Linked DNA regions of Homo sapiens: region 2 is linked to region 1. Evidence: chromatin loops called from intact Hi-C (ENCODE). Cell type or tissue: mammary epithelial cell. All regions are shown on one strand. Each heading gives the region's core, and the rest is flanking DNA. Links, peaks and the distances in the headings are about the cores only. Region 1 overlaps TANC2 (tetratricopeptide repeat, ankyrin repeat and coiled-coil containing 2). Region 2 overlaps SMARCD2 (SWI/SNF related BAF chromatin remodeling complex subunit D2).

Region 1 (8,762 bases), core at 2,022-4,521:
AGCGCATTCTCATGCTGTGGCCCCTCCCCAGACCGCCAGCGCCCTGCAGCCACCAGGTCTGCAGTGTGCATTAGGATTATTGCTGGTCTTCCTAGGGGGTAAAAGGATCAGAGAGAGAAGAATTAAGTGCTAAATTGGAAGAAAACCCCAATATAATTATGTAAAATGTCACTACATTGATTTTCCAAGAGGCATTGTAGGAACATGTCAAAAACAGCCAGCCCTTTAAATATTGCAGTCAGCCAAGGAAATTAGATGAGAATTGTGGCTATTAAGAGAATTCACTGAGAGTTATTCTCTAGATTTTTAGCCGACAATTAACCACTAAAAGCTGCTGCTTTTCCAGGGTGGGGGAGGGAATGAATACATAGAAAAACAAAAAAGATTGTTCTGGATTCTCAGTGAAAGGCTATAGGAAGTCTGTTCTGGAGACATCTACTTTTTAGATCCTGATACATCACTGAGTGTCATACTCCACTAAAAGGAAACTCTAACCGAAGGCTGGCTGGTGTGACAATCCCGTTAGTTGGATCTTCACCTACAGCCAGATTTTGTTCTAGTGGCCCTCTTCCTGTAAACCCAGATGGTGTCATACAGAAATTGTTTCTTTCAGAAGCAGATTGGAATCTCTTGGGACCATGAGACTGAGTCCCAATATTTCCACCCAGGGTCATGCCCGTTGTTGTCTACTTCCATTTTGAGATCTATAGTTTGATTATCTATTATTACAGGAACTGTTTCTTTTCTTTTTCTAGGAGTGTTTATGAGAGTGTGATATTTTAAAGTCAGACGCAGCAAAAACTGTTTCAGGGTGAAGAAAGACCCCTTTCAGCCCTGTTTTGCAGCCCTGGGTGGGGGCATGAGATAGACAGCAAGCTTCTGATCTTGAAGCTTGTCTAGAAGACACATCTTCTAGGTCTCGTGGTCATTTGGTAGGCTGACCTTTGAGTGAGCGAGGCCACTATTGAGTGGATAGCAAGAACATTGGAACCAAAGCCTCGGCACAGGCCTGGCACTGGCTGTACATCAGCTCTTACAACTAAACAACTCAACTAAGCAACTGAAACGAAACAAAGGAGCATTCGTTCTCTGTTGTTAGGAATCATTCTGCTCTGTTAGGGAAGGGCTGCAGGAAGGGCAGTTTCCTGAATAAAAATCTGGCTGCGACCAGTCCCATGTGTCTGGTAAGTAAGTAAGTAAGTAAGTGCCCTTTGAAGGGATCATTAAGACACAGGGAGCATGAACCTGAGATCAGAAGCATTTCTTTACTAATTTAGATTCTGCGAAATAGACGGACCTCTCCACCCCCAAACCTAAAACAGGCCAGGACTTGTCTCTGTGCTGAAAGCAAATAGCAAGACTAACTCAAGCCCCAGCCTCTTTCCACACTCCCTGATACCTAAGGACTGCTTTCTCAGCTAGACCAGGGTGGGCATCAGCGACGCCTTCTCAGCTAGACCAGGGTAGGCATCAGCGTCCTCTCTCCATCTCTATACCCCTCTCTCTCACATCAGGAAGATGAAATGTGTAGCTCTAGCGGCAACCTCTAGCCAGGAGCCCAGTGGCCTCTCAGATTGCTTTTTGGCCAGGTCTCAGCACTGCTGGCATCTTTACATCTTACTCCTTAAAACCGCCTCTCGCTGAGGAGCCACTGCATTTTGAAGAATTTCTCAGTGTCTGTCAGGAAAGTGCTCCTGCTCATTTGGAACGCCACACACCACCCGCACTCACCTGTCCAGGCGAATGAGCAGGTCCTGTAGCTTTACAAATATGCCGCTGATGCCGCTTCTCCCCAGGGTCTCTCAGTTTTCCAGGACAAAAAGATTTAGGGCCTATACCCTATGGGCAAAACACCTAAAATGTCAACAGTCAAAATGCCATTCTTTTTGGCCATCATAAGAGGGAGTAGGTATCACTGCTGCATGCCAGTTGTTTTTGACTAGAATATGCCAACCAGAGCTTGTTGGGGCAGGAGACGTTTTTCCTTACAAGCAGACTGCCTGTGCCCTGTGCCCTGTTTGCTACTTCACTGCCATGGAATGATCCGAGTACTGTATTTCAGAGCTGCCCCTTCCCCAGCAGCAAACACTCGCTGAGTCCATGTCTGGCTTCAGGTGGGAGGAAATGTTTCAGATGAAACTTACTCAATTCATACCACCCTGAAATGGAGGACAGAGGTGACAAACTTCAGTTTAATAGGTTTCTCACCAAGTTGTATGTTCCATTGGCCCAGGATTCTTGCACTAATGGGTTTCTATCACATCATGTCTATAAATGGGTGCACTTTACTGTTTGAATTTGTAACTGAAGTACTGGATATTTAAGTGTGAGTAATGTCTTCATTAGAAAATAGCAGAACCGCTCTTGTCTTTTAGTGTATTTTTCAAGAAAAAAGGAAAGGAAAGACATCAAGCAGTGGATCACAACATTTATAGCACAAGAAATAACTTGTATATAAGCATCAAAAAGATTAAGAATTTTTTAATATGAAAAATATTTGCAGTGATTTTAAAGTGCTTTTCCAGCAATGTTCTTAGGGACTCCTGAGACACGGTTACTTTATCTACTGGATCAGTAAGGCACACAATTAACAATTAACAATTAATGTTTATTTACAAAGTAAAGGGAAAACCTGTGTAACATGAGAATTTGGCATGACAAAATGGAGACCATTTTGTATCTGCTGTTGTATCTTGTCCGGGTTGCAGACGTGCACTATTAAAGTCCCAAGTTAATAGAGCACAAACCCTTCTCGCTCCTCCCCCATGTGCCCCTCTTTTTAGATGTGTATAACTTAAACTCGATGGCTCAGGAAAATTCCACTAATTAGAATCATGTACAGTACCCCAGGTCGTTGTCCAGATATACAAGTTTGCTAATGTAGTTAAGCCTGGATTATTAAACACTTTTCCTAAATTATTGTAAACAGAACAGCTTAGAGAAAGGTATTCTCAGTCCTTAATATTGTATAGTAGTTTATGAGCCCCTCTCTAAATATTGGTATTTTTATATTCCAGAGATGTACCCAATAGAAAAAATTAAAAATTAATCAGTATCTAATTTAATATCCATAAGTATTTTTCCTTAGATTTTAGTCACGTACAGTGGGCTATGTGGATGTCACTTGTGCTTCACCATAGTTTACCACTAGGTGTCACTGTGGCTCTGCACTGCGCTTGTTTTGTAGCAAAGAACAGCGGCATCCCCTCGGGAGAGAGGAGCTGCTTCCAGGGCAACAGGCAAGCGGGCTCAGAGGTTCAGGAGAAGGCAACAGAGGCCTGGAAGGGGTCTTCGTGCATCTGTGCCAGTTGTGCAAGACGAACTCTTTGAACACTACATGCTTTGGACTTCAGCCAGGCAGAGGCTGGAAGAAGGTTGACCAGAGCTCCCTTGCTCTGGTAGAGGGATGGGTACATGGAGAAGCCCCTTCTTCCCCATGAGCCTCCCTCCTGTCAGTTCCTCTCAGCCTCCAGCTTTTATAACTCCAGAAGCGTCACAGTTGGGTGGTTTGATTCAGAGAGAGTTATTTTTCTACTGCAGAAATGCCTTGGACAAAACCAGTGCTCACTGAATCTTTGCCACAAAATGGAATAGGCTATCCCAGGGGGCAAGAGGTGCCCGCCCCTGTGCCCAGCCTCCTCTTGATGCTCCCAGTGCCCAGCAGCCTCGCACACCCTGCCTGTCTGTTCCTGGGCTGCCCATTTCTCAAGAAACCGACCTGCAAAGGCAGCCGGCTGCTGCCTCCACACCGAGGGCTGTGCGGTCCTGCTGCTCGCTCACTGGGAGGTGCAGCTCTTTCTCCTCTTCCTCTAGGAATTCCAGACCGACCATCTACCATGACTAACAACAATGAACAAAGGGCTTAGGGGCAAGAGCTACCTGCAAAGACGTGTCATGGAACCCTTCACCATGCAATGCCTTGAACTCAGCTCTGGCTGCTCCCAAGAAAAGGTGGCTGGCTGGGGGCCTGGACACAAGCACAATGGGGCTGGTGGAGCCACTGTGCAGAGCTACTTGAATAATCACTGGGTTTTCATCAACTCCTTTTGTCATACAGACCACTCAAGGGCTGAAGTGTTGGTAACCTTCATTTCGGTGTCCAAAGCCTCACAGCAGGTGAGCCACCCTGAGATGCTTGTGGCCACATGGTGGCCACAGTCAGAGCTTTGAAAGTCAGTACCAAATGAACGCATAATTGGACACCAAAAATCAAGTGTTACTTTCATGTTTCCTCACCCCATCATCTCATTGCCTCCTGCTGACTCTGATACCGACGCTGAGCTGACTTGCCAGGCTGCCGCTGGACGCGTAGAGATCAGGCCAGCGCCGCGCTCATTTTTCCAGGTAGACCTACTCTGTGGAACGGAAGTGCCCTAGCTGCTTTGTTTTTGTAGCACTTGCTGGCTGAATTTTTCTTTTGCTAATCGCTAACCAGAAAGTCTGGTTAGAGGGGGCTCAACTCAATCCCTTTGGTCCCCAGCGCCAGACAAGAGTTAATTCTGGAAAATTCAGTACTTGAATGTACCTGCCTTATTGCATACCAATTTACTGGGGGGAAAAAAAAAGTTAAGAGATGCCGGCTCCAGATCTCCACTTCATTCACAGGTGATTTTGGAAATCCTGTAAGTTACACTTCCTGTTCTGGTTTTGTTTTGTTTTTTGTTTCCTTTGGCTGATTCCTGCTGAGTGAGGCCAGTTCCTCATCAGGCTCAGGGCAGGTGCCTTTTCAGGCGTGGCCTCCTTTCCATCTAGCACAGCATCTTTGTCTCTGTTCTGTCTCCTCCAAATCCAAGATGATTTTAATTAGTACAGACATGTACAGTCTACAATTAAAGAGTGATTTGTACTAATATGATTTTGATTCTTCCTCCTCTTTGCTGTCCTTTCAAGACACTTGCTGGAAAAAGCTTTAATGCACTTAGTTTTCCTTTAGGTTTTCTATGACTCAGATGTAAAGGACTTTCTCTGTACAGTATATTATCCAATGCATGTTTGTTCTCTCTCCTGATATATTGAACACCACACAGTTGTGAAGCCGTGCAGTGGGGATGCCCCACACCCCACAGAGGCATCTACCCCTGTGTATAAGGAAAGACATTTTCCTTTGCTGTACTTGCTTGAGCAGTTTTATTGTCTGTACATGTGAGCTGTGTGAGATAGATGTGAAAAGTTCAAATGAATGCATTTTCCTGCCCCATGTATACAGATTGTCATCTGTACAAGGAACTGTATGTATGAAAGCAAATGTACTTATTTATAAATGGCTAACACTTGGAAAACCATGGTGTTGTGATGCTTTTCTCCTTCCATTACAGCCTCTTCAGGGAGCTGGCTTTTAAGCTTACCCTCCTGAGGATGCAGTGATGGGGGCACCCTCCCTCAGGAGGAATTGGGCAGGTTAGGGCTAAGGCCAAATTCCCGATGATTTGCTTGGTCTCTTGTGGGACATTCAGAGCCACCCCTTTGTGCATTTATTTGCTCGGTCACGTTATTGAGCACCTCCTCTCCTCAGAGTTGGACACTGTGGTAGGCCCTCAAGAGAGCTGTGGACAAGAGACGCCGTTCTAAGGAGCTGTCAGCACAGGCCTGTGACATTTGTTGAGAAAGGGGGGCTTTTTCTTCATTGGAAGAGGTTTCTCTCTAGCTATACCCAGGGAGCACTGAGCTCTTGTTTCATTTTGTAGCTGAAGCTGCACCCAATCCAGCCACCCTACCAAAGCCAAGGCTGAGGTGGGCTGCCAGCTTGAGTGGCTGTGTTTAGAGGCTGCATGCTGAGAGGGTAGCGAGCAGAGGGCACAGCTCCCACTGCAGACCTAAGGGCTTCGTCACAACTGGAGGCCCACTGCTTCCAGGGGCTTTGTCTTTTCATCAGAAATCTGGTCGAACTCCAGTCCTCACCATATAGAGAGCTAGGCAGCTGCATTGTGAATGGAAAAGTGGCAGGTTTCCTGCAACTGGCTGGAGACTCAATACCATCTAAAAGGGAGTGGGGAAGCGGGGGAGCAGCACTGAGCCTGCAGCCTTTCCTGTTTAACTGCTACCTCTGTGTTTACTTCAGGGACAAGCGAGGAGGGAGACCACTTCCTCTTGACATCAGATTTGTGCTAAACAAACATTCCTGCTGTGCATACCTGCATTTCCCAAAGCCTAGGGAAGCAGACAAACTGCAGGCAACACACAGCCCAGCCTAGATGCCACAGTTGCCTTCAAAGAGAAGAGGGGACTCTGGCAGCAGCCACCTGCTCAATCTCAAAACCATTCCTGGGCTGCTCCAGTTATTTCATTAAAAAATGGGTAAGTCGGGGCCGGGCACGGTGGCTCACGCCTGTAATCCCAGCACTTTGGGAGGCTGAGGCGGGCGGATCACGAGGTCAGGAGATCGAGACCATCCTGGCTAACACGGTGAAACCCCGTCTGTACTAAACAAAATACAAAAAATTAGCCAGGCGTGGTGGCAGTCACCTGTAGTCCCAGCTACTCGGGAGGCTGAGGCAAGAGAATGGCATGAACCCAGGAGGCAGAGCTTGCAGTGAGCCGAGATCGTGCCACTGTACTCCAGCCTGGGTGACACAGCGAGGGTCCATCTCAAAAAAAAAAAAAAAGTCATTGGCAAAACCCCAGCTTTTTAATTTATATTTTTTCTTTCTTTTTTTTTTTTTTTTTTTTTTTTTTTTGAGACAGAGTCTGTCACCCAGGCTAGAGTGCAATGGCGTGAGCCCGGCTCACTGCAACCTCCTCCTCCCAGGTTCAAACAATTTTCCTGCCTCAGCCTCCCTAGTAGCTGGAATTACAGGCACCCGCCACCATGCCCAGCTAATTTTTGTATTTTTAGTAGAGACAGGGTTTCGCCATGTTGCCAAGGCTGGTCTCAAACTCCTGACCTCAAGTGATCCACCTACCTCAGCCTCCCAAAGTGCTGGAATTACAGGCATAAGCCACTGTGCCCGACCTAGATGTTTTGTTTTGTTTTTAGATGGAGTCTCACTCTGTCACCCAGGCTGGAGTGCAGTGGTGTGATCATAGCTCACTGCAGCCTCAACCTCCTGAGCTCAAGTGACCCACCCACCTCAGCCTCCCAAGTACCTGGGACCACAGTGCATGCCACCACGCCCTGCTAACTTTTGTTTTGTTTTGCAGAGATGGAGTCTTGTTATGTTGCCCAGGCTGGTCTTGAACTCCTGGCCTCAAGCTGTCCTCCCGCCTTGGCCTCTCAAAGTGCTGGGATTACAGGCATGAGCCACCACACCTGGCCAAACCCCCAGCTTTTTAAGAAGTCCTGGGACATTGGAGGAAAGGAAAAGGAGTGATTCATTTAAAATATTAATACTTCTTAAAAAGAATTTACCCTCAACCTTAATAAAAAGCTACTCAGAGTAGAAGCAAACAGCAAACTCAGCAGAAGTCTGTGTAGATCCTCCGAAGCACTAAGTAAGTCAGACTTTCTTCCCCTGGATATCTGCTCATGGGTACCTTTTGGTAACTGCAGGCAGACACAGTACGCACGTGCACATGGTGGCCAAACTCCCCTGCGGTCGGCTGGGAATGGGTAGGCGAACCAGCGGGGAATGGAGTCACCCTCTTTCAGCTTTAAAAACAAGTTGGAGGAGCTTGGAGTCTTGGCAGCTGAGTTATTCCATTCTCAGGAATAAGATGGGGCACTGATAACAGGTATCATGTCTGGAAGGCCCTGTGATGAAGAGAGGGCCCACATAGAAGAGAAGGTGCTCAGAGTCCATTCTAACAGGCCATCCTCTTGGGAGGTCCATTGTGTCCCAGACACTGTGATAGGGACTTCACATGTGTTCCCTAATGTATTCCTCACACCTCGACAGACGACACTGCTGTCTCCAAAACAAATGCAGAAGCAGATCCTGAGAGCTGAAGTTGCTCAGGGTCACAGAGGCACAGGTAGGCCTCTGAATCAGCCACACTGACAGCTCTTCCCTCCACCACGCTGCCTCCTCTCTCAGAAGGGATGGTCTGAAAAGAGCAAGCAACCCGAATGGCGCCCCACGGAGTGCAGGCGCTGGGTCCAGGAGGATGGCTTGGGAAATGCCGCGTGCTTGTTTGGAGAAATAACTCTATGCCACAGTCAAGAGGAGTCGCTTTGGGACCCCAGTAAGAAAATGAGGTCCCTGCTATTATCCAGCCAGAGATTCGTAGAGGAAGAGGTGAAGTGGCTGGCTGGAGAGGGAGGCATCATCCCTTGGTGACTGGGATCACTTCAATATTCACAGAGACCCATAAGATTCAGAGGCTGGTGCAAAAAAAAAAAAAAAAAAAAAAAAAACAGAAATGAGATGCTGACTGAGGAACCAGTTTGTGACATGTATCAAGCCTTGTGCTTTGAATGCTTTTCAGTAAATAAAGGTCCACACTCAGCTGGGCGTGGTGGCTCACACCTGTAATCCCAGCACTTTGGGAGGCCAAGGCGGGTGGATCACCTGAGGTAGGGAGTTCAAGACCAGCCTGACCAACATGGAGAAACCCCATCATCTCTACTAAAAATACAAAATTAGCTGAGTGTGGTGGCGCATGCCTGTAATCCCAGCTACTCAGGAGGCTGAGGCAGGAGAATCGCTTGAACCCAGGAGGCGGAGGTTGCAGTGAGCTGAGATTGCGCCATTGCACTCCAGCCTGGGCAACAAGAGCGAAACTCCGTCTCAAAAAAATAAAATAAAAATAAAGGTCCACATGGAAGCCTTGATTCAGGAGGGACTCTACAGGTGCCCTAAGGAAAGACCTCTCCGTTCTGGCTCCTA
Region 2 (8,762 bases), core at 539-3,038, 410 kb after region 1:
GAGGACTACACCTTGAGGTCTCGGCGCTGGGAACGGAGCCATTCCTGGATGAAGTCCTGGGGGTCGGTGCTAAAACTGAGCATGAAATCTCTCTGGGTCTTCAGCTGGTTGATGGACTCAATGGTCTCATGGATCTGGAGAGGGTACCTGTGTCAGACTGTGCCCCCAAAGCTTACATGCAAGCAACTGAGCCAGAGTTCCCATCCCGTCCTCCAGGTGCTACATGTATGGAAATGCTGGACAGAGCCAGCCCACCCCAATCCTGGGCCCCAGAGGAAGCTGTGGAGCCAGAGGGCCCACCTTGACATCAAGGGAGGCGATCTCCTGCTGATTGGTGGTAGAGGCCAGAAAATTGCTCATTTGGGCCTTCAGTGGGTCGTCCACCTCCACATCGATGTCGTAACAGGCTGTCTTCTTCTGGTCGTTAGGGTCGACACTGCAGGCAGCACATGGGGAGGGAAGGCACATAGCTGACTTCATCCTGCCCACCTGGGCCAAATCTGGGGCCCATTCTCTGCACACACTCAGGGAAAAAGAAACCTGATGCTTTCTTTGGCTTTAGTTCAAGCCAAGGGTGAATCTGCTCTTAGAAGAGCCTTCCTGTCCCCCTCCTTGCATTTACCTAATGACATGGTTGATGACAATGGGGTCTGGATGCTGCAGCAACCCTGCCAGCTTCATGGGAATCTCGGAGAAACGGAGTCGGCCACAACTGAAGATCTGGAGGAAATACGAAAGGCTCAGCGTTGGCTTGTGGGCACAGTGGAGTGGACCATTCCAGGACCAGTGAGGGCAGCAGTCTGCAGGCTGTGGCCAAGGAGTAGCCCAGCAGGCAAGGCAAAGCAAGGGCTGAGAAAACGGGGGCTGGCATCTGGCTAACCTGGCGGAAGTAACGGTTGCAGTTGATGTACTCCCGCTCGTGCCCATCCTGCAGCTGGTTGTGCTTGATGTAAAGCCACAGGGCCTGCATGATGGCGGCCCTCGTCTGCGTGTGCACTCCCAGCAGCCTTGCCAATCGGGGGTCCAATTTGTACTGGGGAGGCTGGAGTTGGATGGAGGGGAGTCAGAACGGGTTCTTATAGTAGAACAGTGGGAAAATAGGGCAGGGACAGGAAGGGTTTCTAGGAACCAGCTCCCCTCCTGAGGGGTCCCTGTGGGCCCAGAAATGACCCCAGGGTCTCTGTCACCTGATGATCCAGCATGAGCAGGAGGGTGCACTTGACGTTGAGGTCTCCAGGCCGTTTTACTTGGAAGCCATCTGTCTCCTGGGTGGTGGGCATCCGGTGCCACTGGCAGGGAGGGAAGCATGGCTTATCACCAAGGGGGTGGGCGTGAACACAGGGCCTCCCAAGGGCCCTGAGGCCATTTCCCTGCCAAACCTGCACATCAGCCTGCTTTTGCCCCAGGCCCACTCTCACCTCCACCAGGTGATTGTCAGGCCCGTACAGCTCCTTGTCCAGCTCAATGACGAGGCTCTTAAAGAATGAAGAAAACTTCCTCTTCTGTTTGCTAGGCTGGGGATGGAAAGGGGTGTGAGATGGTGCTGCTGAGCTCTCAAATCTCAAGCTATGCTAAATCCCAAGAAAGAGAAGCCCCATTTCAGCCCTGGAGCTCCGGATACTGAAGATTCCTGGGCCCTGAAGGATGGAAGCAGGACTCTGGGCAGACTGGAGGCAGGGAAATGGTGCCCTCTTGCAGCCCACGAGGGACTTCCTCGAGACACTCGACTGCCATCTGCAGGAACACTGTAATAACCACACAAATCAACCTCCAACGGGCTTGGAGCAGCGCCCCCCTCCCTATGGCAGGACTTCTCTGGGAGCGCCCAAGTGTCTGGCCCAGTCTTTTTTTTTCTGAGACACAATCTCACTCTGTCACCCAGGCTGAAGTGCAGTGGTGTGATCATAACTCACTGAAGCTCGACCTCCTGGGCTCAAGCCATCCTCCTGCATCAGCCTTATGAGTAGCTGGGACTACAGGTGCATGCCACCGCACCCAGCTAATTTTTAAATTTTTTGTAGAGATGGGGTCTGGCTCTGCTGCTCAGGCTAGTATCAAACTCCTTGGTCTCAGTCTTAAACCCACACAGGCCTCCTTCCCTCCAGAACCTCCCTCCCCAACTCACATCATCCAGCAGTTTTCCTTCCACTCGGAGTTCCCAGGAAGCCACCTTGTCCCCTGCTGGGGTTCCCCCAGGGGTCCCTGCAGTTCCTGCACTATCGCCTTCCGCCTTGCTGGGACTGAACGTATTGGAAATGTAGATCCGAAGCTTTCGCTTTTGCTAAAGAGAGAAAGGCAATCACAACTGGAGGTGGACCAAGATGCTGGGACACAGTGCTACCGCATCTTCTCATATGAACCATTCAACAATCAGTACTGAGCACCATGAGCCAGCCAGGCACCTTGTCAGGTACTGGGAATCAGAAGTAGTAAGTCCCAGTCCCAGCCTTTTTTTTTTTTAGACATGGTCTCACTCTGTCACCCAGGCTGGAGTGCAGTGGCGCGATCTCAGCTCACTTGCAACCTCTGACTCCCAGGTTCAAGCGATTCTCTTGCCTCAGTCTCCCATGTAGCTGGGACTACAGGTGCGCACCACCATGCCCAGCTAATTTTTTGTGTTTTTGTAAAGATGGTATTTCAACATGTTGGCCATGCTGGTCTCAAACTCCTGACCTCAGGTGATCTGCCCACTTCGGCCTCCTAAAGTGCTGAGATTACAGGTGTGAGCCACCGCACCTGGCCGGAACTCACCATTTTATGGGGAAAGAGATGCATCACCAACAATGCCAGCACAGTGGGACTGGTGCTACGGCATGATGGAGTAACACGCAGCCAGTCTCTGGCTCACATCTTACATGAAACCCAAACACCCATCACGGCTCCAAAATATCCTAGTCCCCTGGAAAGGCTTCACCACTCGGGACTGTTCTACATTATTATTAAGAAAAGCTTCTCGGCTGGGTGCAGTGGCTCACGCCTGTAATCTCAGCACTTTGGGAGGCCGAGGCAGTCAGGAGTTCGAGACCAGCCTGGGTAACATGGCGATACTAAAAATACAAAAATTAGCCGGGCGTGGTGACAGGCATCTGTAATCCTAGTTACTCGGGAGGCTGAGGCAAGAAGAATTACTTGAACCTGGGATGCGAAGGTTGCAGTGAGCCGAGATCGCAACACTGCACTCCAGCTTAGGTGAAAGAGCGAGACTCCATCTCAGAAAAAAAAAAAAAAAAAAAAAAGAAAATTTCTCTATGGATGGGGAAGGGGAAGGAGAAAGGAACTACCTTTATCCCCTAGTCTAGTGGTTTTCAAACTTTTGACCACCACCCATAAGATTTACATTTTCAATTATGACCCAAGGTCTGCATATCTATTTATCAGAAACAAAAATGTCATGAAAGAATCCATTTACTACTATGGTAAGTACTACTGTGAAGTATTTTAAGATTTTCTACTGTCATATATTCATTTAAAACATACTGGCCCCAACACATTCAACTGAGTTCGTACTCTACTAGTGGGCTGCATCCTGCATGTGAAAAACCCGGCTCTAGCCCAACTTGCTTGGCCCCTGGAAAACAAGGGGGTGGAAGGCAAGGAAACCTGGGAAGGCTAGAGGTGGTCAGGGCCACACATACTGTCAGAGGCTTTTTGATGGCCTCCTGGATCTCCATCCGCTTGCGAGCAATGGTCTGGTCCAGCTTCCGCTCAAAAGCCAAGAGATCCATGTACGCCTGAGACTCTGGAACAAGCTCCCGGATCTGAAGGAAGGTAGCAGAAGCTCATCAGCTTGCTTCAGCCAAAGCCTGGCTCTTTCCTCCCTTCCTGCTGCAGCCCAGCTTTGAGAGAGATGGACACCCACCCCAAGGTGGCCACTGGGCAGGCCTCCCAGGTGTCCTCTTAACACTTACTCGCTGAGGTAGAACCTTATCTGCCATCTTCCTCCTCTTTAACCTGGGGAGGACAGAAACCCACTTAAGAGGTCAATGGTCCAAAAAAGGACACTCACTCCCATAACGCCCCTCCAGTCTCCAGGACCCTCTCCCCCAGGAGAGCCTGGAGTCATCCTCAGTCACCAAAGCTCTTAAGATAGAAGGAAACCCTCTGCTACCACCAGAGCTGAGTTAGGCAGAGTGAGAGAAGCAGGATGCTCTTACCCCCGGCGCTGGGCAGGCATGGGAGGCTGCGCCTGGGGCACAAGCAGGCGTTTTCGGAATGGATCCATCATGGTGGGTGGCATGCCAGGTCGAAGCGGAGCTGCTGCACCAAATGGGGAGCCAGCAGGGGGTCCCACCTGCAAGCCAGCCATGGGCATCCGGTTCCCTGGTGACATGCCAGGTCGCTGGGGGAAGTGAGCCAACGGGGGTGCATAGGTCAGGGGCAAGGCCCTCCGGGACCCATAGCCCATGCCCTCCATCCCTCTCGTCAGCCAGGTAGGGCCTGAGCAGCACACCAGAGCCCTGCTGGAGCCCCAGGAACAAAGGGGAGTGGGCGCCTGAGCACAGAGTGTAAACCACACCTGCCCTGCCCCCTGCAACCGCCCTGGCAGCCATGCCAGCGAATGAGGCCTGCCAGAACCTGGGCTGGGAGGAGGGTCCTGCCTGCAGAGGGAAGGGCCTTGGGGAGCTTTTCAGGGCCCATTGCTACCTTCCAGCCCCAGCATGCTGTGCCCTATTCCCTGGGCAAGCTGGTCCCTATTCTCTCAGACAGTCCTGCCAAGCCCTGCCCTCCTTCTCTTTCTCCCATCATGAAGAAGAAGCATGGCTGAGAGGCACAGGGGCAGTGTCACTGCCAGGCAGAGGAGTGTACTATAGTATGAGTAGGCCAATGGCGCAGAGCCCCAATCCCCATCCTCTGTGGCCGAGGGAGAAAGGGGTCTGGTAGGCAGCAGCACCCCAGGTGAGCAGGGCTGCAACAGGATGGCTTGGAACGTGTACCAGCTGGTGGGGGTGGCCTCGGGCAGGGTACAGGGACCCTGTACCCTGTAGTCTGGTATCACATAGCCCCCACCCACAGCCCAGAACTGGACCCTCCTCTTACCTCCCTACTGCCCAACTACTACCCCTATGACAGAAGACCCCAGAAGGGAAGCTATGGCTCCTGGGTGGCCTGTGGGAAAGAGAGCAGCTAGCACCTGGACTCTGCCAGTGGTCCAGGCACCACCTGGCAGCCAGGACTGGCTCTGGCTCCGTGTAGCCCTGGCAATCCCAAGCTGGAGAAGGGGGCTAAGATTATCCTGGGAGGCAAGGATAGAGGCCCAGGCTGAGCAGCAGGAAAGTGGGAGACAGAAATAGCTTCTTTAGATGCCTGCAGAAGGATTTCCCACCTGAGGCCTTGCTCCCTGACATTTCTGTGGAGCCCATCTGGGAGTCACCTCCACCCCCACCCGCCTCCCCATGGCTGCTGCCTGCAAGGCCTGTTTGGCAGCTCTGCCTTGCACACACTGTCCCTGGCAGCTTCACAGGGCTGGCCCCAGGGCCCAGATTATGCAACGAGCACAACCAGCCAACCAAGCCCGGCAGGGTGGAGACTTGTACCAAATCAAAGGACCCTCCCCCACCCCAGCATCATGGAGATGAGATTCTTCCCCAACCTCTTCATCCCGCACTAAACCCATGTTCCCAACACAGAGGGTCAGATTCTTGACCAGATGCGGAGATGGAAAGAAACATGACCCACAGACGTGAGGATGGGGAGAGGAGGAGCAGGGTGGGACGGAAGTGTTTGGGAGAATAAAAAGTTCAAAGTGGGGGGCTCTGGGGCTTTGGGAGTCCTGCCAAAGTCTCTCTGCATCAGGAAGAGATTAATCAGAGCTGTTGAAAGGCAAAAGACAGCCTCTTTCTCTGCCTTAAAGATTGTTCTTTCTCTGGCCTGAGATTATAGAAAAAAACTAAGTGTGGCTACAGCTGTAAGCCCAGGCCCAGACATCCCAGACTAGTTTTTCCTAGTGCCTGAGACAAAGACAGGGAAGAACTGAAGCAGTGGGTCCTGCAGAGGTGAGCGAGGGCCCTGTGGTCCCCAGGAAGCTCCCTGCTGCAGTGTTCACAAAACCTGCAGCACCACCCATCCCTCCTGGGCAGGTGCTCCGGTAACAGGAAGTCCCAAGACAAGGCCTCATAGGCAGGGTCTGGAATAGGCTCCACCCAGACATCTGCTCCAGGTTTCCTGGGCCCAGAGCCCCTGGCTCACTCAGGGCCCCAGGGGAAGGCTGCTTATAGTTCAAGTCCCAGCTGAGCCTTGCCAAGCTCCATAGGGCTTATAGGCGCTAGCAACTCCTCCCACTTCAAAAAACAAAACAAAACAAAACAAACAAAAAAAAACAACTCAGGAGTTAAAGAAAAAAAAAAAAGCAGTCCAGCACTCTGAGCCTCCCTAACTCCCTGCCTGCAGCAGGACCAGGTAGGCCTGGATCAATCCCCTGAACCCCAGATGAGGAATCCAGGGCTCCGGTGAGCGTGCTTTGCCCTGCCCCAAATGTGGCCCTGATGCTCCTGGAACCTGGGCCTGAGGGCCTCAGTTGGGGAACATACCACCCACTCTCCCATGAGTAAAAAGGATTTTGAGGCCGGGTGCAGTGGCTCACGCCTATAATCCCAGCACTTTGGGAGGCCGAGGCGGGTGGATCACAAGGTCAGGAGTTCGAGACCATCCTGGCCAAGATGGTGAAACCTCGTCTCTACTAAAAATACAAAAAAATTAGCCGGGCGTGGTGGTGGGCGCCTGTAATCCCAGCTACTCAGGAGGCTTGAGGCAGAGGATTGTTTGAACCTGGGAGGCGGAGGTTGCAGTGAGCTGAGATCATGTCACTGCACTCCAGCCTGGGCGACAGAGTGAGACTCCGTATCAGAAAAAAAAAAATTTTTTTTTTGAACTTTTTGAACTCTCTGGAGTGAACCCAGCAATCTGAGGTTTTTGTTATTTTGTTGCCCAGGCTGGAGTGCAGTGGCAGGATCATAGCTCAATGCAGCCTTGAACTCCTGGACTCAAGCAATCCTCCTGCCACAGCATCCTGAGTAGCTGGGACCATAAGCGCACACCACCATGCTTGGCTAAATTTTTTTTTTTTTTTTTAAGAGATGATGGTCTCACTATGTTGCTTAGGCTGGTCTTGAACTCCTGGTCTCAAGTAATCCTTCTGTCTGGGCCTCCCAAAGTGCTAGGATTACAGGTGTGAGCCCACCATATCCTGCCCTGGAGGTTTTTTTCTTTTCTTTTTCTTTTTTTAGGTTCCTCTGTTAACTGTGATCCACAGCTAGAACCACCCTCTGGAGGAAGGGAGGTCATCACTTCCCTTCTTTCAACTATTTGCTCAGCTTGGGCCTCAAATTCTCACTTTTCAAGTGCATCTCATGAGCCCTAACAGACAGGAACCCCTTTGTTTCCCAGATCTCAAGTCCCTTCTCCTGGCAGTCATACAACTGGACTTGGAAAGAAGGCAAATAGGATCCTCTTCAAACTCAGCCAAAGTTAGCTGGCTGGGTTCTCCTTCCCATCTACCTCTCCTGCCAGGAGGAGGAAAGCTAGTGGGATGGGAAACCCAGACTCAGGGCCATCTCCTACTTCCGCACAGCTAGCAGCCCAGGCCTAACCAGCCAGCCAGCTTGGCCTTGCCACAGGCCCAAGGCCACCCCCCACCAAAACATGTGGAATCCATCCTCTCAGGGGCTGTCCCAAGGGCACATTTCCTATGGCTTGCATGCCAAGGAAACTGGAGCGGCTTGTCTGTTCCAGGTCCTTCCAAGGCCAAAGGCCCACAGATGGTGCCCAGGCCAGGTCTCAGTGGGCAGGCCCAAGGGCTACAATGAATGATGCAGGGAGCCCTCAGCAACACCCTGGGCCCATGAATCCCCAACGGGGACAGCAAGGTGGGAGAGATGAGCCCCAGCTGGAATCCCTGGGACCAGGTCTGTCTCTGCCCATACCCAGACTCTCTTTTCTCTTGAGAAAGGAGGAAGAATGAGGAGTAAGAAGGAAAAAAAAATCCAGTCACTGTCCCTAGTTAAGCCATCTCCTTAGAAGTGAGGGCCCAGTGGGGCAGGTAGGCTGTGTATACTCCACGAGGATCCCTAAGGACCTCTGCCTGGAGACATGAGTCGAAAACAGAGGAAGCCCACAGCAAACCCGTAGATGAGCAAGAAGCCAGTGTCAAATGCTTGGGCACATGGCTTCGGACGTGGTGGAGTTAGAACCTGAAGGCCAAATAAAAATGCAGAGAGGGTGACAAGGCAGATGGGCACAGTTTCCAAGCCCTCTGGGGCAACCTGAACAGCAGACTAGAGCACTGGCAGGGTCAGGCTGAGGTCCTCACACACTGAGCAGAAGTCGCTGCTTTGCAAGGGCTTTTGAAGCTGCAATCTGAGCAGCTCTCAAAACCCCAAAGGGGTCAGGACAGCACTCTTTGAAGCAACTCTCGCAGACTCCTCCGGCCCCAGACCAGCAGGGCTCCACTCTGCACGTCCAGACTAATCAACTCCCGGACACGATGACAGGAGGCAGAAAGCCCAGAAGAGAGCCGGCCTGTGACTGGGCTGGGCCTCCCCTCAGGCCAGGCCACCACCGTCTCTGGTCTAAGCTGGAGTCCTCCCAGCGAAGGCGCCTGGCCCTGCCTCAGGAGTAAAGTCCGCCCGTGCACAAGCTGGAATCCCCTGGCCCTAGCCTCAGCGTCCCGTGCCCGTGGGAAGCCAGGCTCCTTCCTCCTTATTAGCAGCCGGGAGCCATCTCAGACACGCTAGAGCTCCGCCAGTTCCCAATCAGAAAAAACAGGG

Evidence for each region. Hi-C counts contacts between places; a loop is a spot of excess contacts. Peaks named below come from ENCODE experiments on the same cell type or tissue, not always from the same donor. Only the 100,000 strongest peaks of a DNase experiment are listed, where the experiment ranks them.
Region 2: it touches region 1 in a loop (5-fold over the local background); 11 of 110 quality-filtered maps call a loop at or near these places.

The regions. Positions count from the first base shown.
Region 1 is chr17:63,422,425-63,431,186 of GRCh38, forward strand. It overlaps TANC2 (tetratricopeptide repeat, ankyrin repeat and coiled-coil containing 2), which reads left to right. Exons shown (of 28, transcript NM_001394998.1): 28 at 1-5,279. Among named protein-coding and RNA genes, the nearest start is that of CYB561, 20 kb to the right of the region's middle. RefSeq lists an enhancer at 3,288-4,026. In mammary epithelial cell, for the core only: a CTCF peak has its summit at 3,156 (motif pointing right); a DNase peak (open chromatin) is centred at 3,177.
Region 2 is chr17:63,833,287-63,842,048 of GRCh38, forward strand. It overlaps SMARCD2 (SWI/SNF related BAF chromatin remodeling complex subunit D2), which reads right to left. Exons shown (of 13, transcript NM_001098426.2): 2 at 4,155-4,339; 3 at 3,909-3,951; 4 at 3,636-3,758; 5 at 2,126-2,281; 6 at 1,419-1,514; 7 at 1,188-1,289; 8 at 881-1,042; 9 at 623-720; 10 at 301-436; 11 at 12-134. Among named protein-coding and RNA genes, the nearest start is that of SMARCD2, 5.0 kb to the right of the region's middle. RefSeq lists enhancers at 1,757-1,916, 6,003-6,297, 8,322-8,401 and a silencer at 6,003-6,297. In mammary epithelial cell, for the core only: a CTCF peak has its summit at 1,757 (motif pointing left); a DNase peak (open chromatin) is centred at 1,735.